Regions from separate parts of the Mus musculus genome. Here all the other regions are linked to region 1. A link is a loop called in an ENCODE intact Hi-C map of the cell type or tissue named here. Cell type or tissue: heart. All regions are shown on one strand. Region 1 holds the start of Rsad1 (radical S-adenosyl methionine domain containing 1). Region 2 has its middle 11 kb from the start of Lrrc59. Region 3 holds the start of Acsf2 (acyl-CoA synthetase family member 2).

Evidence for each region. Hi-C counts contacts between places; a loop is a spot of excess contacts. Peaks named below come from ENCODE experiments on the same cell type or tissue, not always from the same donor. Only the 100,000 strongest peaks of a DNase experiment are listed, where the experiment ranks them.
Region 2: a loop joins it to region 1, with 2.1 times the contacts of the local background. A loop is called at or near these places in 7 of 42 quality-filtered maps.
Region 3: it touches region 1 in a loop (2.0-fold over the local background); 6 of 42 quality-filtered maps call a loop at or near these places.

The regions. Positions count from the first base shown.
Region 1 is chr11:94,545,910-94,553,909 of GRCm38, reverse strand. Rsad1 (radical S-adenosyl methionine domain containing 1) reads left to right here and starts at 4,703. Exons shown (of 9, transcript NM_001013381.2): 1 at 4,703-4,927; 2 at 5,306-5,439; 3 at 5,547-5,751. The coding sequence starts at 4,793. In heart, no CTCF peak of the experiment used is centred here; DNase peaks (open chromatin) are centred at 4,719, 5,289 and 6,419; H3K4me3 peaks cover 1,637 bases; H3K27ac peaks cover 1,780 bases.
Region 2 is chr11:94,614,457-94,622,456 of GRCm38, reverse strand. No RefSeq gene overlaps it. Among named protein-coding and RNA genes, the nearest start is that of Lrrc59, 11 kb to the left of the region's middle. In heart, a CTCF peak has its summit at 792 (motif pointing left); no DNase peak of the experiment used is centred here; H3K27me3 peaks cover 1,543 bases.
Region 3 is chr11:94,598,549-94,606,548 of GRCm38, reverse strand. Acsf2 (acyl-CoA synthetase family member 2) reads left to right here and starts at 4,763. Exons shown (of 16, transcript NM_153807.2): 1 at 4,763-4,906. The coding sequence starts at 4,779. In heart, a CTCF peak has its summit at 7,628 (motif pointing right); a DNase peak (open chromatin) is centred at 4,618; H3K4me3 peaks cover 1,845 bases; H3K27ac peaks cover 1,928 bases.

The sequences.
Region 1 (8,000 bases):
TGAGCCATCTCTCCAGATAGTCCCCGGTTATTGGTTTTAAAGCTGAGTAAATGTAAGGGCAACCAGAATCAAGTGAAGCAAGACCGGTGTCTTAGTCGGGGTTTTACTGCTGTGAACAGATACCATGACCAAGGAAGCTCTTATAAAGATAGCATTTAATTGAGGCCAACTTACAGATTCAGAGGTTCAGTCCATTATCTTTGAGGCAGGAACATAGCAGCATCCAGGCAGGCATGGTGCGGGAGAAGCTGAGAGTTCTACACCTTCATCAGAAGGCTGCTAGCAGAATACTGTCTTCCAGGGAGCTAGGGTGAGGTCTTATAGCCCACACCCACAGTGACATACCTACTTCTAATAGTGCCACTCTCTGGGTCAAGCATATACTAACCATCACAGTCCGCTCCCTGGCCCCCATAGGCTTGTCCAAACATGAGTCTATGGGGACCATACCTAAACATAGCATAGTGTAAAATACATTTAGTCCAACTTCAAAGGTCCCCATAGTCTATAGCAGTCTCAACAGTGTTAAAAGTCCAGAGTTCAAAGTCTCTTCTGAGATTCATCCAATCACTTAACTGTATCAACCAAGGCAAGACAGGAGACCAGCTGGGCAAACTCCAAACTCTGCATCTCCATGGCTGATGTCAAAGCAGTCTTCAGATCTTCAACTCCTTTTCATCTTTTGTTGACTGCAACAAACTTGTTTCTCCTGGGCTCCACTCCCTGTTAGCAGCTTTCCTCAGCAGACATCCCATGGTTCTGGCATCTTGGGGTTTCCAAGGCAACTTCAATGTTACAGCTTCTTGTTTCAATGTCTGGGATCCATCCATGATCTTCTGTGTTGTTGTCACTTCTCCAGCTCTGCCCTCTGTAGCACTCTAAGCTCAGGTTGATCCACTCCTTTGCTGCTGCTGTTCTTGGTGTTCATCTCATGGTACTGACATCTCTAATACGTTGGGGTCTTCTACTGCAACTTGGTTTCACCAATAGCCTCTCATAGGCCCTCTTCATGGTGCCAAGCCTCAACTCCTTTGCATGACCCCTTCAGTCCTGGGCCATCAATTGCAACTGAGGCTGCACCTTCACCAATGGCCTTCCATGGCCTCTCACAGTGCAGAGCCTCAGCTGCTCTTCATGATACCTTCATGCCTTCAAAACCAGTACCAACCGCCTCTTACACATTAAGTACAGCTGCTTCAGGAGGTACAGCCTTGGCTATATCTGGAACACAACTTCGTGCTCTTGGAAAACACTTCCCAGAAGATTTCACCTGGGTGGGTAATGCTGGTCTCTTCTTAATTACCACTAAATTCTTAGCTCCAGCTAACCAGCATCAATGGTCCCAGTAGTCCCTTCTATTTTTCACTCTAACGCCAGAGCCACATGGCTGAAGCTGCTGAGTTCTGCTGCTTGCAGGAGCTGGAACATGGCTCCCTTGTTCTATTACATTATCACTCATTTCTTCTTTTCCAGCTCCTTCACTGCCTAAACTGCTCTGTAGATTGACTTTGAACTCAGAGATCTGCATGCCTCTGTCCTCTGTAATGCTGGAATTAAAGGTGTGTACTGCATGCCTGGATCTAAATTTAGCTGGATGGGATCTTGCCCCTAAATCCCTTACTCTGTTATCTCCAAGAACATAGGATTCAGCTTCATTTTACTTCCTGGTGCCCCTTTAATACTTGAACTATATATTTTATATTTTTTCTTTTCTAAGTTTCCTACGCTTGTTCAAAAAGCTCTTCATGAGACTTAACCAGAGAACAAAGTCTCTGCTGGGCTTTTTTGAGACTTCCTATGTCAGTGCAATTAATATAACTCTCTTTACCTTAGACTCAGGTAGACTTTTCAGTCAAGGACAAAAAGCCACATTCTTCACCAAAATACCACAAAAACAGTCTCTAGGCTACATATGAAATTCTTCTCCACTGAACCCTCTTGGGCCAGGTCTGCACAGTTCAAACCATTCTCAGTAATGAAGTCTTCCATATTCCTACTAGGGTGGCCCATTAAGCCCCATTTAAAGCATTCCACTGCTTTCCAAATCTAAAGCCCCCAATCCACATCCTTCCAGACAAAAGCATAGTCAACCCTATCACAGAAATACCCCACTCCCTGGTACCAAATTCTGTCTTAGTTAGGGTTTTACTGTTGTGAACAGATACCGTGACCATGGCAACTCTTATAAGTACAACATTTAATTGAGGCTGGTTTACAGGTTCAGACATTCAGTCTGTTATCATCAAGGCAGGAACATAGTGGCGTACAAGCAGGCATGGTGCAGGAGGAGCTGAGAGTTCTACATCTTCATCTGAAGGCTGCTAGCAGAATATTGGCTTCAGGAAGCTAGGAAGAGGGACTTACAGCCCATACCCACAATGACATACCTACTCCAACAGGGCCACACCTCCTAATAGCGCTACTCCTATTATCACACTTATTGTCCACCCTTCGGTGGGTTTGCATTCCTTTCTACTTTAAAAGATGCATAAAAGGAGACCGGTGAGAGGGATCAGTGGGTAAAAGACACTTATCAAGCTTGATGCTCTGAGTTTGACTTTTGGGACCCCCAAAATAGAGGCAAGGAACTAAATCCCTTGGTTTGTCTTCTGATCTTAAGCATTGTAGTATGGGTGCCCGTACACATGCACACACAAATAAACAAAATGAAAAAATGCAAAAAAAAAAAAAAAAAACCACAAGTATCAGTCATAGCAAGATGGTAGTGAAGGGATTTTGACCTGCCGTTTCTAAAACCAGCTCTCTTCTCCTAACACCGTCTGCCTCCTGAGCCATTAGATCATTGGCAAGAGATGTGACTCTCTTAGACCTAGCTGTCTGAAGTAGGTTTAATTTTCACTGGCTTAGCCCCATGGACAGAGCATTCAGTCCTGTTACATGAAGAGTGTGTATTACAGCAAGGGAGAGAAGAAGGCCAGGATGTCCTGAGGCTGGTGCCCTAGGCTTGGGAGGGCGCCTGGTGTAGATAGAGCCTCATCTGTGTGTGCCCCACTCCAACCGCAGCTGAAGGACAGGAAAACAGCACTCCCTAAGTTGTATGCTCTAGAGCCACATAGTGCTGGGCTAACACACTGAAAGACAATCCTTCTTCTAGAGGGGACCAGAACAGAGAGTGTGGCCTGTTCTGACTGGTTCTTCCTGGATGCTGTACTCCGAACACCTTACTTTCTTGAGGAAGAACTGCTTTACGACAACTCGACTCCAAAGCCCATGATCGTTCCATTCTGGGGCATAGCTCCTCCAAGCCCCTCACATGTGTCCTGCCTCTCCTGCACACACCATTGCTGCGACCTCTTCCATCTGATGCCAAGGACTGGCCTGACTCAGAGACCACAGCCCACCCTCCCTGCCAAGCCAGTTCCCAGTGGAATTCTTTTCTTCTCTTTCCCCTCCCTCCCTTCCTTTAAAAAAATATTTATTTTATTTCATGTGTTTTGCCTGCATATGTCTGTGCACCATGTGCATGCTGGAGGAAGTCTGGAGTTTCCGACTTACAGATGGTTGTTAGCCACAGTGTGTGGGTGCAGGGTCCTCCGCAAGAGCCGATAGTGCTCTTAACTGCTGAGCCAGCCCCTCCAGCCCTGCTTCCTTTTTTCTGAAACATTGTCTCATGCAGTCAGCCAGACCTGGATTATAGGGCTGTTCTGCCACACATGACTTTTTTTTCTTTTTTTTAAACAAAGTTTTATTTATATTTAAATTTTATTTATTTTTAAATATATGTGTTTGTACGCCTGCGTGCCAGAAGAGGTCATTAGGTCACTTTATAGATGGTTGTGAGCCACCATGTGGTTGCTGGGACAGCCTCAGGTTTTACTTTCTCTCTCTCTCTCTCTCTCTCTCTCTCTCTCGTTTGTTTAAACGTAATTGGGTATTTTGCCTGTATGTATGTATGTATGTATACAGTATTTATGCCACAATTATTGATTTTATTATTGTATCTGTGTGTATTATGTGCACACATGAGTTTGCTAGAAGGTGCACCCATGGAGGCAAAAGGACCACTATGTGGAGCGAGGCTCTCTCCCACTACATATTTGGCATCCAGGGACCATTCTGCTTTGTAGGGCAACTGTCCGTTCCTTGCTGAGCCATCATGTCTTTCCCCCTCTTTTGTTTCTATGAGATAGGCTCTCACACTGTAGCCCAGGCTGGCTTGGAACTCCCACAATCCTCCGGGAGTTCTAGTATTCCAGGTGTGAGCCACCGCCCCTGGCTTCCAACGATTTTCTGTTCCTCTAATACCCAGCCCGTGAGCTTCCTTTCCGCTGACTCCCACGCACACTTCTGTAGGCCCACCAGCTCACAGCCAGTTACCTAGTACCGAATTAACTCTTAACTTGGTTAGTGTCTCCCCTGCCAGTTAGACTGACCTGATTTTAGTAGGCCTGGCTTTCAGATCTGAGCCAGGTACACACCAATCTAAGTAACTGACTGAAAAAAACCCAAACAAACAAAGAAATCTTGTATGAGTCAATAAAGTCGCTCTGACACAGGGAGCCAAGAGGCTGGCGGGGCATTCTGCGTCCTTGGCAAAAGATAGACTGGCTGTGTCCTTGAGAACGAATAGGCTGTGTGTGCAACAGTGTCCACCAGGTGGCGCCGCAGACACGAGGCCGTGGGCTCTCTAGCCACTCCGGGAGAGGCAATACGAGGTCACGCAGCCCCTCTGACTTCCGCCAGGGCTATCCACGCGGCCCAGCCCCGGGTACACCCCTGCTGGGCACGCTGTCGAGGTCTCGCATCCCTCCTTTCTGCCGCCTTGCGCGCCATGGTTCCCTCCGGGGTCCGGACCGGCAGATGGGTGGCAGCGGCCAGGGCGGCCCAGCGGCGCCCCCGTGTGGACAGCTTGGGACAGCCTCCGAGTCCTGAGTCCGCGAGCACGCGTGCGGCGCTTTACGTGCACGTGAGTGAGTAGGGGAGAGCAGAAGGAGGCGGTGGCCGTGGCTGTTCCGTTCATAGCCCACATGCACGCTGTCCGTGCCTAACATTACATCTGGTACAACATCTGCCCGCGTCATTCGCCACCGGAATAAGTGTTTGGCCAAAAACCTCAAGTCTGGTGCTTACTAGCTGGGTGTCCCTCTTGGAACCTGTTTTGTCTCACGAAAGTGGGCATAGTAATCTCATCGCCATCTGCCCACGGGACGCAGAGTGGCTTAGTTGTCGCAACCACCGCTGACCAACCTCAGAATGGGAACGGGGATGTGTGAGATAAACCCTGGAAGTGGCCTGGGCAGCCCAGAGCCCCGCCTTAGCTCACACACGCATCCCCTGTCCCCAGTGGCCTTATTGCGAGAAACGCTGCAGCTACTGCAACTTCAATAAGTACATCCCCCGCGGCGTGGAGGAGGGGACCGTGCGGAATTGCCTGGTGACTGAGGCAAGGACGCTGCTGCGGCTCAGCGGGGTGCAGAGGTCAGTACTGGGGACATTAGACAAGGTCTTGGGCGGAGAGGACACTACAGGAGGATGTTCCCCAAGGGTTTTCCCCGGGGTTTTATGTCTCCATCCTCTTCCTCCAGAGTAGAGTCTGTGTTCTTTGGTGGAGGAACCCCGAGTCTGGCCAGTCCCCACACTGTGGCTGCTGTCCTGGAGGCTGTGGCTCAGGAAGTCTACCTGCCTGCCGATTCGGAAGTCACCTTGGAGGCTAACCCCACTTCAGCCCCAGGTCCTAGGCTGGCAGCTTTTGGAGCAGCAGGAGTGAACAGGTTGTCCATTGGTTTACAGGTGACCTACCTCACTCACCCTACCCCAGTGCTCCCAGATCCTAGGATGGTGTTTAGTCATTGAGAAAACATTTCTGGGCACCAGGGTCTAGTACACAGTAGATTGTGTAGTGACACTTTTCTTACTGTTTGTCTCTTGACATATTGGCCCATACACTTCCTGAGGCAGGCTTTGGCATCATCATCATCAACATCATTATTGTTATTATTATTATTATTAATGTCTTCGTTATTTTGAGACAGGGTACCCTATAGCTCAGGCTAGCCTCAAATTTTATATGTAGCCAAGGGTTGACCTTGAGCTCCTGACTCTTCTGTCTCCATCTTAATACTAGGACTACAGACATGTGCCACCATGCCCAGTTTGTATAATAATAAAAATCAAACCCCAAGGCATGTAGGCAAGCATTCCACAAAGAGCTATATCACTAGCTGCCATTATTTTATTATTATTATTATCATTATGACTTTGAGACAGGAGCTCACACTGTAGCCCAGGTTAGCCTCAAACTCCCAGCAGTCTTCCTGCCTCAGCCTTCCAACTCCTGGAATTACAGGCCACAAGGCCCAGCTGGCTTAACCCTTTATAGTCTAGGCGTTTCATGTAGTACCTGCCACATGGTAGGTGCTGCACAGGTGTGGGTAAGGGATGGTGCAGTGGTTAGAGCACTTACTGGGCAAGTGTAAACCAGCCCTTGGATCCTCACCCACCCACACAAACGCTGGCTGGGTATGGCAGCCTGCCTGCAATCCCAGCACTTGAGGGCACAGATGAAGGAATCCGCCCTTCGCCTTGCTTAATGCTGGCTAGCCAGACTTAACCGTATCAACTGTGGTTTCGACTCAGTGAGTAAGGTAGCAAAAAATGAAGGAAGATGGGCTGGAGACACGGCTCAGAGGTTAAGAGTGTTGTTGGCTGCTCTTCCAGAGGACCTGGGTTCAATTCCCAGCACCCACATTGTGATTCATAAGCACCTGTAATGAGATCTGGTGCAGGCACGAATGCAGGCAGAATCCTGTATAATAAATAAATAAATCTATAAAAAGGTAAAGAAGACCCCCATTGTCAACCCTGAGCTTCCACAAACACACACACACACACACACACACACACACACACACACTCACCCCTGCCCTCACACACATGTGAACACATATATACATAGGCACACTTCACATATATAGACATGAAAGAAAGGAAGGGAAAAAAAAATACAGGATGCGGCTTGTTCTGTGATTGGAGACCTGGAACAGGCTGGCAGCCGGACCATGGCACAGTAACTGCTACCTCTAGAGGAACCTCCGAAGGCTTATTAGAGTACTGAGGGGAGCCCAGCCTGATGAAATCCTGGAAGCCTTCCTGGAGGAAATGATGTGTGAGTGAGACAGAGCAGGTGTTGACCAGGTTGGAGGGGTGTGGGAGGAAAGGGCACAGGATGTGGAAGAACTTTGCATGTTTGGAGGAGAAGCTGTGTCATTCCTGTGACTGGAGAGGCTGGAGACAGGCCGCCAAACAGGACCGAAAGCCTTCCGCTCCTGTGGGAGTTTGGGGTTTCTCCCATTGGAGAGCCTCTGAAGGTGTGCTTATGAGTCAGGAGAAATCTCTCTAGGTTGACCTCTGGTGACCTCTGGTGTTTGGGTATCTGGGATTGCCATCCCTACCACGCCCATAGGTGCTTTGCTTCCGGTGAAGTGCTCCACCTAGGGTTTAGGGTCATAGAAGAGCTGCAAGGGGTGTGTGTGTGTGTGTGTGTGTGTGTGTGTGTGTACCATGTCTGGATGCTCTTGCTCAAAATGCTTCTTTTTTTTTATCCCCCACCCACCCTGTTTGATTTTTTGAGACAGGGTTTCCCCGTGTAGCCCTGGCTGTCCTAGAACTCACTCTGTAGACCAGGCTGGCCTCACACTCAGAGATCCGCCTGCCTCTGCCTCTTGAGTACTGAGATTAAAGGCCTCATTGGCCACCACCACCCGGCTTCTCTCTTTTTTATGACAAGGTCTTACTGTCTACTCTGGCCTGAGACTTGTTATGTAGCGTCAGGAAGCTTTGAATCCCCGATCCTCCTGCCTCTACCTCCCCAGGGGATGGGATTACAGATGTGTACCACCACGCCTGGCTTCTCCTTATGAGAAAACATCAGCTAAAACTAAATTAAGAGACCTTTGGGTCTGGATGTGGTGGGCACACAATTGTCATCTCACTACTCAGGAGGCTGAGGCAGGAGGATTGCCATGAGTTCAAAACCAGCT
Region 2 (8,000 bases), 69 kb before region 1:
CTCTGCTTCCCACATCCTGGGAGACGAGACTTAAAGCATGTCCACCTGGCTTTGATGCTGGTTTCTGGGGAAGCCAAGCTTTGGTCGTCATGCTTGAGTGACAAGTGCTACTTTTGCTGAGTCATTTCTGGAAAGAAAATTATCTATCCTCAGTCACACACATAGACTATTTTGACTTAAACTCCTGTTTTTTGTTTTTTAAAGATATATTTATTATGTGTAAGTACACTGTAGCTGTCTTCAGACACACCAGAAGAGGGCATCAGATCTCATTACAGATGGTTGTGAGCCACCATGTCCTTGCTGGGATTTGAACTCAAGACCTCCGGAAGAGCAGTCTATGCTCTAAACACTGAGCCATCTCTTCAGCCCGTCCTGTTTCTTTTTTATCTCATCCTATTATTCCTACCCCCAAAGGAGCTTACAGTCCACACACATAATTAGCATGTACAGAACCTGCCATTTAGGGGTTATCTCTCTCCATACTCCAGTTAGTACTGGAGCTAGGAAATATTCCAATAAATTACGATATGCCATTTCCTAAGGTCTGGGTCCAATATTTGTTATTGATTAAAGATTCATTTGAGAAGGGAGTCCAGTAGGATGAAATCAGAGCTTTCCACAATGACCTGAAATGGAGGGAGAAGGATAAAATGGAAAACTATTAAACTTGGGCTGGAGAGATGGCTCAGCAGTTAAGAGCACTGACTGCTCTTCCAGAGGTTCTGAGTTCAAATTCCAGCAACCATATGATGGCTTACAACTGTCTGTAATGGGATGCACTGCCCTCTTCTGGTGGGTCTGAGGGAGTGACAGTGTACTCATGTACATAAAATAAATAAATCTAAAAAAAAAAAAATTTAAACTGCCCCTGCCCCCAAAGAGCATCCTCCTTGAAGAGAGAAGTAGGATGAAGCTGAAGGTCCCAAGGATATCCCCCTCTGGAAGCTTTCCTTAGGATGCTGCAGGCTTCTGGCTTTGGCTTGAGATGGACATCATGATGTCTCTTTTTATTCTCCCTCTGTGTTTAAACTGAGTCCCTCCATAATCTGTGTCCCCTTTCCTGGGTGTAGAGAATGGCTTCTAGACACTCTCTAATAAGAGAACCGGGCCTCCTTCCAGTGAGCTCCCTATGAAAGGCTTTGGCTCACGTGCTGTTTTTCTGCTTGAATGAGAACTGAGGGAGAAGTGGTAGCCGTGAGAGATGACTCGTCACAAGCATTGTAGGAGTAAAGTCCTGGCAGGGACCTGCCCAGTCAAGCAAGCCAAGGACATGCAAAGTGTAATTGCTCCTTCTTCCTTAGACTGGGTAGGAAATGGGAAAGGTACAATCCATAAAATGTTTCAAATGTTAAATACAATCTAGAGGAGATCCTCTGTAACTAAAGAAGGGTTGTATCAGCTTATGTGTGGAGAGCCTTTGTGGGACCATTTAGCAGGAATCTGACATTGGCCAAGGGCAAGGAAATGGGCTTCCAGCAGAAATCTGACCTTAGGGCATGGCAAGGAAGTAAGTTCAGGCAAGAATCTGATCTTAGGGCTGGAGAGATGGCTCAGCGGTTAAGAGCACTGACTGCTCTTCTGGAGATCCTAAATTCAAATTCCAGCAACCACTTGGTGCCTCACAACCATCCCTTATAAGATCTGACGCCCTCTTCTGGTGCCTCTGAAGGCAGCTACAGTGTACTTAGGTATAATAATAAATCTTTAAAAAAAAAAAAAAGATCTGATGTTAGGGTGAAACAAAGAAGTAGGCTTCAGGAATGAATATGACTTTGGGTTAGGACAGGGAAGTAGGCTCAGATATCTTGATCATTCTGATAAGCTCTTAGATACAGTGATCATGGGAGTCATCATGGGACTTTGTTTATCGTCTTGCTTGTTCCTTGACTATTTGTGTTTATTGTCTTGCTTGTTCCTCATTGTACCATTCGACCTAAATACTTGTATGTAATTATAAAAGCAGATAAGGAAAAAAATAAACCTGCCTCAGCCTCAGAACTGGTTGGGGTCATGCTACAATGTTATCTAATTGTCTTTTTGCTCTTTAATACTTATTTCTACACTGGAGAACCTGTTGACTGACTGAGCGGGCTTGGTCATTATGTTACAAAGAGACAGAGACATGCCTGGAGAGATGACTCAGTGGTTAAGACCACTGGCTGCTCTTCTAGAGATCCTAAGTTCAATTCCCAGTACCCACATGGTGGTTCAAACCATCTGTCATGGGATCCGGTGCCCTCTCCTGGTGTCTCTGAAGACAGCTACAGTGTACTCATATTATGTATGTAAATATATATATATATATGGAGAGAGAGAGAGAGAGAGAGAGAGAGAGAGAGAGAGAGAGAGAGAGAAAGAAAGAAAGAAAGAAAGAAAGAAAGAAAGAAAGAAAGAGAGAGAGAGAGATTGAGTCATTGAGTGCTTGGAGTCATTGGCTGTAGGGAGTGTACTAGTATTCTGAGGAAGCCTTATCTTTGGAATGTAGCAGTGAATTGTCTGAAGAAGTTGTGAAAGGCCATTCTATCAAAAGGAGGATAGAAATCGTTCTTGATGGCCGCACTGTGACCTAGCAGATAGGTGGATTTATCTGTTTATCTTTTGTTTCCCCAAGACAGGGTTTCTTTGTGTAGCCCTCTGTAGACTATGCTGGCCTCGAACTCAGAGATCCACCTGCTTCTGCCTTTCAAGTGCTGAGTTTAAAGGCTTGCACCACCATAGCCTGCCTCTTTATCTTTTTAATTGCTTATTGACCCATGCAGGCAAGCATAGTAATTACTCAACAAAATCTGAAAGCATGGAAATACATCAGTCTCAGGCTTCCATTGTAACCCAGACCAAAGAAAAACTGAGAGAGATGGGGGAGAGGGGGCAAGGAAAGGGGTCAAAAAGAGTAAGAAAGCTCTTTCCCCTAGAAGGCTTCCTGAACAACGTTGGAACAGAGTACAGCAATCTACTTTGTTACATTTCATTTAGTCCACTGAATTCATTGGGTTAGCTGTGAGTTTGTTGCAAGCCCAGCAGAGAAGACAGATGTAGCCATCTTCTTACACCTCACTGCCTTCTCCATCCAGGCAGAGTGGCCATCCCCTGTTTTCTCCCCCCCCCCCACCCCCCCAGACAAGGTTTCTCTGTGTAGCCCTGGCTGTCCTGGCACTCACTTTGTAGACCAGGCTGGCCTCGAACTCAGAAATCCGCCTGCCTCTGCCTCCCGAGTGCTGGGATTAAAGGCGTGCGCCACCACGCCCGGCTCCCCTGTTCTCTTGACACTGGACCTGACATCTCTTGTCCCATTCACCTTTGCCTCTGTCCTTTTACCTGACATCCTGGGCCAAGAATAAAACACTAGAGAGAGAAATTTGTATCCATGAAGCAGGAGAGAATTCACTTCTGCAACCTCCAGGATGGCTCACCAAGTGTGTTACTGATGGTCTCTTCTGTTTGTGGATTCTTGACATCTTATTCAAAGACCCCAAAAAAAAGCACACACAAATAGCAAAGCAGCAAGGATTCTTTTGTGGGTTCATGAATAGGACAAGTTGGTTGGCTTAGGGGCAGAATTCAGGTGGTTTTCTATGTTGATAGATAGGTTATGGTAGCTTTTGTTATGTCCTGTGGTGGTTTGAATGGGTATGGCCCCTACAGGCTTATGTGTTTGAATGCTTGGCCCATAGGGTCTGGCACCATTAGAAGGTGTGGAGCCTTGTTGGAAGAAGTGTGTCATTGTAGAGACAGTCTTTGAAGTCTCTTAAACTCAAGCTATGCCCAGTGTGGCACACAGTCTCCTTCTGCTGCCTGCAGATCACGACATAGAACTCTCAGTTGGACTAAACCTCTAAAAATGTAAGCCAGCCAGTCCCACTTAAGTGTTGTCCTTTTTAAGACTTGGCGGCGTGGTCATGGTGTCTCTTCATAGCAATAAAATCTTAACTAAGATGTGTCCCTCTTCATGATGCATCTGATTTGAGTCATATGCATGCCTAATTGTGTACAGGCATAAAATGGTAAGTAGGGGAAATCTGAACCCCAAATTTGAACAGACAGTTTGCCTTACTGCGAATGCATTGGAAATCAGTCTCGGCTGGTTTAGCCAGTTTCCCTTAGAATGTGCTTGGGTACACACATGAAGTACAAAGGGTTACTAGGAAGCCATAGATTGGAGTCACCCAACTGCTTTGCTTGGAGAGGAGTGTACAGTTAGCTACATGCAGGTGGGGGTCCCAGGTTGCTGAATATATTTTTGGGAGAGAGGTGTGTATGCAGTTTTGTCTTAGTCACTGTTCTCTTGCTGTGAAGAGACACTGTGACCAAGGCAACTCTTATGAAAGGGAGCGTGTCACTGGGGGCTTGCTTACAGCTTCAGGGCCTGTTAGTCCATTAGCATTGCGGCCAGGAGCATGGTGGGATGCTTGAGCTGGAACAGTATCTGAAAGCTACATCCTGATCCATGGGGGTGGGGGGAAGAGAGAGAGAGAGAGAGAGAGAGAGAGCACATAGGTTAGGCCTGGCATGGACTTTTGAAACCTCAAAGCCCACCCCCAAGTGACACACTTCCAATAAAGCCACAAAGACTCCCAACAAGGCCACGCCCCTAAATCTTCTAATCCTTTCAAATAGTGCCACTCCCTGGTAACTCAGCATTTGAATATAGGAGCCATTCTTATTCAAACAACCAGACAGTTCAAACCAATTGGGATCCCAAGTCACTAAGCACCAGGCATGGAGGTGCACTCAGGAGGTGGAGGCAGGAAGATGAGTCCTTCAAGCTTATCTTGGGTTGCATGGTAAGTCTGAAGCCAGCCTCCGTGTGAATGTGTAGGGTTGTGTGTGTTTGTATATTGGTGTGTGGTCGTGTTCTACTCACTCGGGGCTGATGAGGTGGTCAGCAGGTAAAGGCACTTGTGACATAAGCCTGACAACCTGAGATTGATCCCAGGGTTACATGTGAAGACTGAAGAAAGCAACTGACTCCACAAAGATGACCTCTGATCTCCACAAGCTCACTGTGGCACGCACCCACACACACACACACACACACACACACACACACACACGTACAATGGGCACGGGCACACACGCCCACACAAGTAAGAGGAAAAGTTGCTTTTATGTCCTCAGATGAACGGATGAGATGAGAGTTGTACCAAAGCTGTGCAGATACAGCTTGGCCTGAGCCCAGAGCTTTTCTACCTAGCTCTCCCTAGGCTTAGGTCTGGAAGCTTCTAGCCTCCAGTGTAATCTTCTGCAAGCCTAGACCTTGAAGGCTTCAGCTTCCAGCCTCCGTCTGCTAATCTAGACCTCTGAGAACTCACTGCTGAATAAGCTCCTCCTTCCTAGCTCTTTCTGAACTCTGGTTGGCTGGTTCAACTCAGCCTTTCTGGCTCAACCTCCTCTCCAAGGTAACCGATTCAATCTGGCTCCTCTCAGCTTCTCACTCAATCGCTTTGCTTGGACTCAAACTAACTCTGGCCATTTGTTCTAATCGTCTGGCTCTCTCTTATCTCTGGCTTCTATTGCCTCTGCCAACCTGCACTGAACCTCATGAAATCCATTCTCTCTCCCTCTCCCTCTCCCTCTCCCTCTCCCTCTCCCTCTCCCTCTCCCTCTCCCTCTCCCTCTCCCTCTCCCCCTGTACTACTCTTAAATAACTTTACTTGCTGTTCTAATGAGAGTTGGGACTACCCTATCTCTGACTCATTCTGTCAAACCTTTCTCGAATCCACCACTTTGTCTGCCCCTCAATTAGATGTCACTTTCAAATGTGGCTCCTTAGTTCTATAAACTAGTTTTACCTTACAGATTTATACTAAGGATGCATCTGCATTCCAGCCAGACCACACACTGTCTTTGGACATGATTAGAGAAGCCATATCGCTGCATTAAAATTTCTCTCTTCTCTCTCTCTCTCTCTCTCTCTCTCTCTCTCTCACACACACACACACACACACACACACACACACACTTATGGAAGCCAGGTCTTTCTTTCTAGGTAAGTACTATGCTACTGAACTACATCCTTGATCATCTATTGTTTCTTTTTAACCCAATCCTCTCAATATTATCTGAGTGTTACAGTGACCCAGTCTGAGGGTCAGTCAATGGGGTCTGCAAGGGACAGAGTAGGGATGGAGGGGCAAGAGACTCAAAGAATGGAGACAAGACAGGCAATCTGATCAAGTCTCAAGTCTCGTTTATTGAAAGGCAGCTATGGGTGTATAAGCACAGCTGGGGAGTACAGCTGGAGTCCCGTAACCACAAGTCCAGGATGCGCAGGAGAAAAACGGGTTGTTACCAGAGTGTGTTCAGCTGTGGTAGGCTGCTTGCAAAAACATCATGCTAGGAAAACAAGTCTCTCGTCAGGGTGGAAAAGTACCAACCTGTAAGTAAATAGCCTGAGATGGCTGCAGAGATGATAGCCGCTTTCTGCTAGGAGTCAGCTCCCGACATTACAGGAGAGGGAATTGAGACTCAGAGGTCTCCACCATTTAAATCCAGTCAAAGGAGTAAATGCATTGTAAGACAAGGGCTCACACCAGCCTGGTAAGGCTTGAAGGAGAGGTGAAATCAGGACAGGCTTCTCTGAGGATGTGGCAGGGTGGTGTGTGGGTTTTGAGGATAAAAAACCCTTAGAGGTTCGACCCAGGGAATCAGATAGCAGAGGACAGGCAGCAGGTGCTCTCTTCAAGGGAGGCTGCTTAATCCGGTTAAGTGTGAAACAGGCAGTGTGGGAGGCAGTAAGCCTATCAGACCTTGGGAACATTTCCCTTGGGAACAAAAGACTTGTCTGGTGCTGATCTCCCTGCCACAGCCAAATATCATCATGTACAGTCTTGTATGTTCCAGGTTGTTTGGGGCAACTGCCAGGAAAACACGAGTCCCAGCAGCCCTTGAGAAGCTGTGGAGTAACATTTACCAGATTACAACCTTCCATCCCGTAGGAAAGCCTGTGGAGGCACAGGGTATTCTGAGGGGGGTGGGGGCGAGAGGGACGACTGTCCCATCCTGCAGGGAAGCCCCTTATGTTCAGAAAGCAAACAAGTCCATGGGCTTCAGGAGGTCTGCAAAACTGACCGGATTTGGGGGTTGGAGAGATGGCTCAGAGGTTAAGAGCACCAACTGCTCTTCTGGGAGGTCCTGAGTTCAAATCCCAGTAAGGACATGGTGGCTCACAACCATCTGTAATGGGATCTGATGCCCTCTTCTGGTGTGTCTGAAGACAGCTACAGTGTACTCAAATAAAATAAATAAACCTTAAAAAAAAAACTGATCAGATTCAGTAGGTCCCTCCCTCAAGGGAATATAAGTAGTAATGCTGGCTGGGAGCAGCTCTCAGACAAGCTAAGCTGCCTAGAAGCAGAGACCTACTATGCAGCCAGAAAGAAATAGAGACTAGCCCAGCAGCTGGACAGTAGCTCAGACCAATAGAACCACCTGGAAGAAACTCTAATAGAAAACATAATGTTACCTGAAATAAATCAGACACCAAAAGCTAAAGACTTATACAGCCTGTCTCTTTTTCTGAAAGCTAAAGAACACTTGACTTGAATATTGAATAATAATTAACAGACAGGGAGGTGTGTATGTGTAGGGAAAAAGCAGATGTCATGCCTGCCACGCTGCCCGCAGGCTGCTCAGTGTACTCCAGGCTCCCTGCCTGCAGGCTGCGTGGTTCCCAGCTTTTGTGAGCTGTCATCCCTGTTGGGGTGTGCTCTTGGGATGCAGCTGAGTCATTTCTGTTTCTATAACCAACCTTTCACCCATGATTCTATAAGTAACCTCAATAAAATTCATGGTTCACCAAGTTGGACTTCGGTGGTGACCATATATCCTTCAATCATTGGTTCCTTATCTGGATATTTGTTCATGGCTTCCCAGGAATAGAGTCACACAGGAGAAGCCAAGATCAGGATGGGACAGGATGCTAGGACTTCAAGCCAGCACTACATTAAGCTCTAAGGTCACATTGACAAGTCACTGCATTCCTCAAAGCTTCTGTTTAC
Region 3 (8,000 bases), 53 kb before region 1:
GGTTAGCTGGCTGAGCTTCTGGGAGAGTCTCCTGTCTTCATCTCCTCCCTTGCCTTAGGAGTGCTGTGGTTGCTGATATATGTTACTACATCCTACTCTCTCCCCCAAGCCCCCACACCTCCTTTGATTTTTGAAAACAGGGTTTCTCTGTGTAGCCCTTGTTGTCCTGGAACTCACTCAGTAGACCAGGCTGTAGATCTGCCTGCCTCTGCCTCCCCAGTGCTAGGATTAAAGGTGTGCGCCGCCACTGCCTGGTCTGCATCTTACTTTTTCCTGTGGTTTCCTGGATGGTCCCTGGTCTAACACCAGGCTTTTGTCTAGGAAGTGTCTTTTATGTTCAGAGCTATCTTGCTGACTTCATCAGAAATTTTATTTGTGATATGGCCAACTTTCAGGCTGGCTAAGTCTACACAGAGAACCCTGTCTCAAAACTTGCTATGTAGATCAGCCTGGACTCAAACTCATAGAAATCTGCCTGCCTCTTCCTTTCTTGATTTTTCCCCCCAAGACAGGATTTCTCAGTGTAACCAGCCCCGGCTGTCCTAGATTCTTTGTAGACCAGGCTGACCTTGAACTCACAGAGATTTACCTTCCTAGTGCTGGGATTAAAGGCATGAGACTCCATACTCTGCCCCTTTGAACTATTTTAATTACCTTAGTTTTATCTTCTCTCTTTACTTTTGAGTGTTTTTTGTTGTTGTTGTTTTTTTGGTTTTTCCAAGACAGTGTTTCTCTGTACAGCCCTGGCTGTCCTGGAACTCACTTTGTAGACCAGGCTGGCCTCAAACTCAGAAATCCGCCTGCCTCTGCCTCCCGAGTGCTAGGATTAAAGGCGTGCGCCACCACGCCCGGCACGTGTTTAATTTTTTTAATTATATTTTTAATGGGTCTTTTGTTGCAAATAGGTTTGTCCCTAGAGAAGTATAAATGCCTATCTTCTCCTTTTAAGGTTCCAATCCTTCTTGGATTGGATTCCTTCCAAGTCTGCATTGGAGGACGAATAAGTGTATTGAACTGTCTTATAGGCATGGACGAGGGGTTGCTTATGGGAGCGTGAGTGACACCCCCCTCCAAGTTACCAGACTGGGAAGTCTCCACTCAACTTGGACAGAGTTCCCACCAGCTAACCTTTCCCAGACCTACACAGTCTAGTACCTCAGGCACATGCCCTGCAATTAGGGTAAAATTCCATATAAACGGAGGAGTGGCTAGAATCTAAGCGACAATCTTATGACTCTCCCCACCCATTCCTTTGAGAAACTCCAGAGTCAACAGTCTCGTGTCAGCAGGCACTGCTGATCTGATGAAGATGGTGGCTTTTACTCAGAAGGCTGCACCCTGCAACACCCTCGAACGATAGCTTCATTGGGGGTTGTGGGGGTTTTTTTGTTTTTGTTTTTGAACATTCTAGCTGTGTGGTGGTGGCACTTGCCTTTAATCCCAACACTTGGAAGGCAGAGGCAGGAGGCTCTCTGTGAGTTCAAAGCCAGCCTGGTTTATAAATCTAGTTCCAGGATAGCTAGGGCTACCCAGAGAAACCCTGTGTCAAAAAAACAAAAAAACAAACAAACAAAAAAAAACCCAAATCAAACCAAAATCTAAATCCATATTCTTTCCTTTATGCATTATTACCTGAAGATAGGATATCTCTCTATTTATTTATTTATCTATCTATCTATCTATTTATTTATTTATTTATTTATTTATTATTCATGTAGAGACAGGGTCTCATTGTGTAGCCCTTGCTGGCCTGAGACTCACTATGTAGATCATGTTGGCCTGGAACTCACAGAGATCTGCCTGCCTTTGTGAAAGATATGTGCCACACCCAGCCTTATTTATTTACTGAAACAAAGTCTCAGTATGTACTCCAGGTTGGCTTGGAAGTGGCTGGGGATTCTGCCTGTAGGTGCAGCTGACACCTTAGTTTATTATATTTTACTTATTGTTATCTTTTCGCTCTTGTTTTTTGTTATTATCATTGTTGTTGTGTGTGTGTATATGGTGCTGGGCATTAAACACAGGGCTCTCAACATGCTAGACAAGTTCTCTATAATTTTTAGTTTAAAAAAGATTTATTTTATGTATTTGAGTACACTGTAGCTGTACTGATGGTTGTGAGCCACCATGTGGTTGCTGGGATTTGAACTCAGGACCTTAAGAGCAGTCAGTGCTCTTAACCACTGAGCTATCTCTCCAGCCCCACTTTTTTTTTTTTCAGTACCGGGTTTCTCTATGTAGACCAGGCTTGCCTTGAACTCAGAGATCTGCCTGTCAACTAAAGGTGGGTGTGTGCTGCCATGCCAGCTTACCTTTTATTTTGAGACAGCATCTTTCTAATTGCCCAAGCAGGCCTTGACCTTTTAATCTTCCTGCTTCAATCTCTCTAAAGTAGCTGGTATTATATATCTATCTATCATCAGGCCTGCAACACAAAATTTATAAGACTATTGGCCTCTACCTTCTTCCTTCTCCTCCACCACCCCCTTTATCATTTCAGCTAAGACAATTTCTATGGCTAGAGGCATTATACTTGTTTCACTGTGATTAGATTTTTTGGACACAGGAGAACATGTTGACAGATTTATAATCTCAGCACTTTGGAGCAGGAGGCAGGAGGATCAGGAGTTCAAGACCAACATCAGTTACTTAGTAAGTTTGAAGCCAGCCTGGGCTTCATGATACCTTGTCTCCAAAAAATAGCAACAGTAGGAGCCCAGGAGATGGTTCGGTGGGTAAGGGTGCTTCCTGCCAAGCGTAATGACCTGAGTTCAATCCCTGGACTCACACAGTGTAAGGAGAGACCAACTTCAACAAGTTGTCTTCTGATCTCCATTGTGTGCACGTATGGTGTGCACGAACAAATCACATAAGATTGGCCACAGTGGTGCAAGTCTGTAATTCCAGAAGACAAAAGGAGGCAGGAGGATCAAAGTTCAAGGTCATGCTAAGATTTATACAGATGAGGTCAGCCTGAGCTATATGAGACCCTGTCTCAAAAAAAAAAAAAAAAAAAGCTACTTCATGTTGACATTAGAGCCCCTTTCTCTGTCTGTCTGTCTGTCTGTCTGTCTCTTTTTTTTCTCCCTAGGGTGGCCACAGACTCCCTGTGTAGCTGAAGATGACTTTGAGTTCCTGATTCTCCTACCTTTATTGCCCTGGCTGGAATCATGCAGGTCTATGAGTCCATTTCTGAGTCAGAGAAACAAGGGGAAGGCGATAAAGGCTTCCCCAGGCTAGCCCATAGGACAGGCAGAATGGCTTATCTTCCCTTCCCCCCAAGACTCACTCAGAGACTAGTCAGGAAGAGAAAGGGTCCCGGGGACCAGAATGTACCCTTCACTTTGCCAGGACAATTATTTATCTAGAAGGAATCAACGATTTGTCCAGGGTCATCCACCAAGCCTTCAAGGCAGGGCTTGGCTCCTGAACTTGGGATACCAGTCAGCACCCTTCACTCCCTGGGCCTGGCTGTCTGAAACCACTGTATACATTTGATTTGGAGGGCATCATGCCGTTTCAAGCCCAGCTTTTCAAAGTCTCTCCTCTTGACTTGTTCTCCAACGGAACACAGATTCTTTCCAAAAAGCTGTCAGAGGGAGAGGGAGAGGGAGAGAAAGAGAGAGATATCTGGTCACTCTGGAGATCAGAGAAGGAGTAGCTGTATTAGTCATGACCCCAGCTGAACCAGATCAAGGCAAAGGTTCACCAGGCTAACCTCCACCCTCCGCCAACTGTTCCTCTGCCTGGCTTTCTTCATTCCAAGTCAGGAGAAGGGAAGCCACCCGGCCGGGGGCCTTTCTTCTCTTCTTTCCCAGATCGTTCAGGACAACGAGGAGCTAGAAAGTGGAGGACTAGTGTACTCATCTTTGGACACCCAGCGCACAGCCTGAGCACTCACCTCTTGTAGATCTTGTCACCCATCCTCCTTGGATGACGTTAGAATACATTCCTAAGGGCACAGCTAGAGGGTTGAGTCACAAAGTCAGGGTCCTTTGGAGCCTAGGGGAGCAGCTGAGGAAATTGTGTTTAAGGCTTCAGGCTAGAGCAGAAAGAGGGAAGGTAGGATACAACAGACGCGTCCCTGATGCCACCTAATCTTGTCTACCTGGTACTCTTCTCAGAGTCGTGGGGAGGATGCAAGGTCGAAGTAAAGCTGACTCTTAGCCTCTGGCCAGACTAGCACCTTGGTCCCCGGAGGTCTCCGAATACAGAGGGGTTTACCCATCAGAGCGGTAGGTCCCAACTACCTTTCCTCTCCCCAGAGGCCCTCTGCTCCAGTTGGCAGGCCTCAGGGGCACTCGGGGCAGATTCCTTTGGCCTGTAGCTCAGCACCCAGGAAGTCCCCACGTGACCCAAGCCCTACTGGGCACGTGGGACCAACCAGTCCAGGCATTGTCATCTGGCTCTATATAGACTGTTGATTGTTTTCCCGTTTATGAAACTCTTAGGCCCTCCAAAGTTAGAGTGATGATTGCAGGAAGGCCCTGTATTGTGCTGCAGAGCCGGTCTTGGGAGCCCCGGGAGGGGGAGGGGGGACAAGGGCGGGACTTCGAGGGCGGGCTTGAAGGGCTGCAGTTCCCACGCAAAGGTGGCCAGGACCGAGTCGCCACTTCCCGGCCTCTCCTCGCCCCGCCCCGCCCCGCCCCGCGGGGACCCAGTCCTCCTCACCCCATAGGCAGAGCGACCCTCCCGCCTCCCCGTCCGCTTCTTAATTACCCTCGCCTCGTTCACTTTCAAAGTTTACTCCCGGCCCGGACCCGCGGCGGAAGCGAGCCATGGCTGTCTATCACGGGATGCTGCGCTTCGGGAGGCTGTGTATCGCGAGCCTGGGGGCGCGGGGCCCCCGGACGCTGCTCTCTCGCCCTCGGCCGAACTCGAAGTTGCAGAGTGTCCGCGCTCTCAGGTACCCCGAGCAGCATTCCGAAAAGAGAGGGGGCTGGGCAGTCCCGAGAAGGGAACTTGGGAGTTCTGCAGTGCTTGGCAGGGGCTGACCCCACTCTGGGTAGCCCTCACACACACTACCCTACCACCTAGGCAAAGGGAAAAGCCAGGCCTGCCCGGGATCTGGGGCTGCTGCTCATAGCCACAGGAGTCCCAGGCTGAGTTCAAATTCTAGTTCAGAATTCTGTATGCGTCCCATGTGGTACACAGAGCCAGGAGTGGAGGCTTTTTAACAGTACACCCGAGGAATAGAGCTGAATACTGCTAGGGCATTCTCTCAGCTGTATTAACTCCCGTGAAAAATGTGGGGACCGTTTGGGGGTCCACAGGGCACTGAGTATAACAGATCTTTCCTTCCTTTGTTTTCTTTTCCTTCCTTCTTTTCCTCCACCACCTCCTCTACTTTTTGGAGCAGGGTTCTCTCTGTAGCTGTGGTTGTCCTGAAACTCGCTCTGTACACCAGGCTAGCCTTGAAATCACAGAGATCTGCCTGACTCTGCCTTCTGAGTGCAGAGACTAAAGACCTGTACCACCACTGCCCGGCTTCCTTCCTCCTTTCAGTCATTACCACTTCTGGGCCCATTTTTTCATCTGTCTTCAGTGCAAGATCTGGGAAAGGGGTTGGCAGGAGAGAGTTGGCTGAATAAATCTAATATGACCAGACACGGAGGGGACTGCAGGAGCTTGCTGGGGAAAGGCCAAGCTGGGAGAGTTGGCTGTGCAACAAGGTGAATGGTGGTATCCTCTGCGTCCAGTAGGTATGCACATCGCCTATCCTGCTCTACCGCACGGAAGGGCAAACTACTAAGCCTGTTGTCCGTATTATTGTGCAGGCTGTGGTCTTGGAAAGGAATAGTGGAGGCACGGCAGAAAGAGGAATATGTCTCAGAAAACACTACTAAGTTTAAAAGACACTACTAAGGCCGATGAGAGTAGTGGTGTGTACCTTTAAGGCAGAGCCAGGGTTTCTGAGTTCAAGGCCAGCTTGGCCTATGAAGTAAATTCCAGGACAGTTGGGGCTAAACAGATAAACCCTGTGCACCCAATCAAAAGACAGCCCCCCTGAGAAGAAGTTGGACGGACAAGTTGGAAGATGTCTTTTTGGCTGGAACTCTCAGGTTCTGAGAGCTAAGTGCCTTCTGAGAATTAAGAAACAAACTGGTGTGTGTGTGTGTGTGTGTGTGTGTGTGTGTGTGTGTGTGTGTGTATGTATGTATGTATGTGAATTAGCACTCTAACACTGATGTTAGTACATGTTCAGCTCCTGTGAAGTGCTTTAACATCCCTCTGCCTTCTTTCCTGAGGAGACCTAGGGGCTCATGGCTCCATGCACATGTGATTTTTGTTTTTGTTTTTCCTTCCTTCCTTCCTTCCTTCCTTCCTTCCTTCCTTCCTTTCTTTCTTTCTTTCCTTCTTTCTTTCTTTTCTTTCTTTCTTTTGGGGGAGGTTTTTTCGAGACAGAGTTTCTCTGTGTAGCCCTGGCTGTCCTGGAACTCACTCTGTAGACCAGGCTGGCCTTGAACTCAGAAATCCACCTTCCTCTGCCTCCCAAGTGCTGGGATTAAAGGCGTGCGCCACCACGCCCGGCTGTTTGTTTTTTAATATGAGTACACTGCAGCTGTCTTCAGACACACACCAAAAGAGTGCATCGGATCCCATTATAGGTGGTTGTGAGCCACCATATGGTTGCTGGGATTTGAACTCAGGACCTCTGGCAGAGCTGTCGGTGCTCTTAACCGCTGAGCCATCTCTCCAGCCCTCACTTGTGTTTTAAGTGCAGGTGAAGGCAACTGATAAATGTGTTTTCCTTTATCTCTCTCTACCTTACCATTTTGAGGTAGGGTACTGAGCCTGGGACCCATTGATTCTGCTAGGATGGCTAGCCAGTGAGTTCTAGGGATTTTTTCTTCTCTGTCCCCCAGCCCCTAGCACTGAGAAGTTACAGGTGGCTGAGCCATGGTGCCAAGCTTTTGTGTGAAAGTTGGGGATCCAGCTGGGTGTGGTGGCGCATGCCTTTAATCCCAGCACTCGGGAGGCAGAGGCAGGCAGATTTCTGAGTTCGAGGCCAGCCTGGTCTACAAAGTGAGTTCCAGGACAGCCAGGACTACACAGAGAAATCCTGTCTCGAAAAAAAAAAAAAAAAAAAAAAAAGAAAAGAAAAGAAAGAAAGAAAGAAAAGAAAAAGAAAAGAAAGTTGGGGATCCGAACTCAGTTCCTTCTGACTGTACCGCAGTCGCTTTACTGATTGAGCCACTACCCTAACCCCAACATTTGTGATCTTTGGCATTTTTCTGTGTAAACAAAGCAGGTCACTTACTGCCCTCAGGCCTGTGATCTCTGAGGGCTTCAGTGTCAGGCCTCAGAGAAACTATGTCCAGAAGAGACCTATTTATCAAGAGAGAGAGAGAGAAGGAGAGAAATATTTTCTGAGTATCTGGCCCAACTTCTTTCCATTCCTCTCATATTTGCATCCTTCCTGGCTGGCTTTCATCCTTCCAAACGAAGTATCCGGTTTGTCCCCTACTCTCCCCTGCAGAAGCCTCCATCTTAGGTTTCTCAAATATTCAGCACAGGTCTCTGAGGGCATTGACCTAGCCCTCAGAGGTCAAGCACCTAGGCCCATAGGACTCAGACCCAAACTGGTGGGAGGATGAAGAGAATCGGGGAGCGGGCACTAGATGGTGCTCCAGGCATGGTGGTGTGGGAAGCTGTTGTCCTCCACCCTCTGATTAGGATACAGGCAGGCTTTGCTGCTGCTGCCCAGCACACCGAGTCCATATTTGGGTTTTCTTTTGTGTTTTTGAGGCAGGGTCTTGGTGTGTAACCTGGGCTGTCCTGCAACTTGAAGCTATTAATCTTATTGTCTCAGCCTCTGAAGCTGTGAAATTGCAGGCATGGATCACCATGCTGGTTTTGCTGAACTGGAAAGAACAAGAATTGGAAGCTAGCTTGTCTTGAGATACACCCCTGGCTGCTCTACACAGAGAGCAGAGTTAATGGCCAAGGGGCATGTTACCTAATCTCTGAGTGTGGTTAGTTTGTTGCTAATGCAGTCT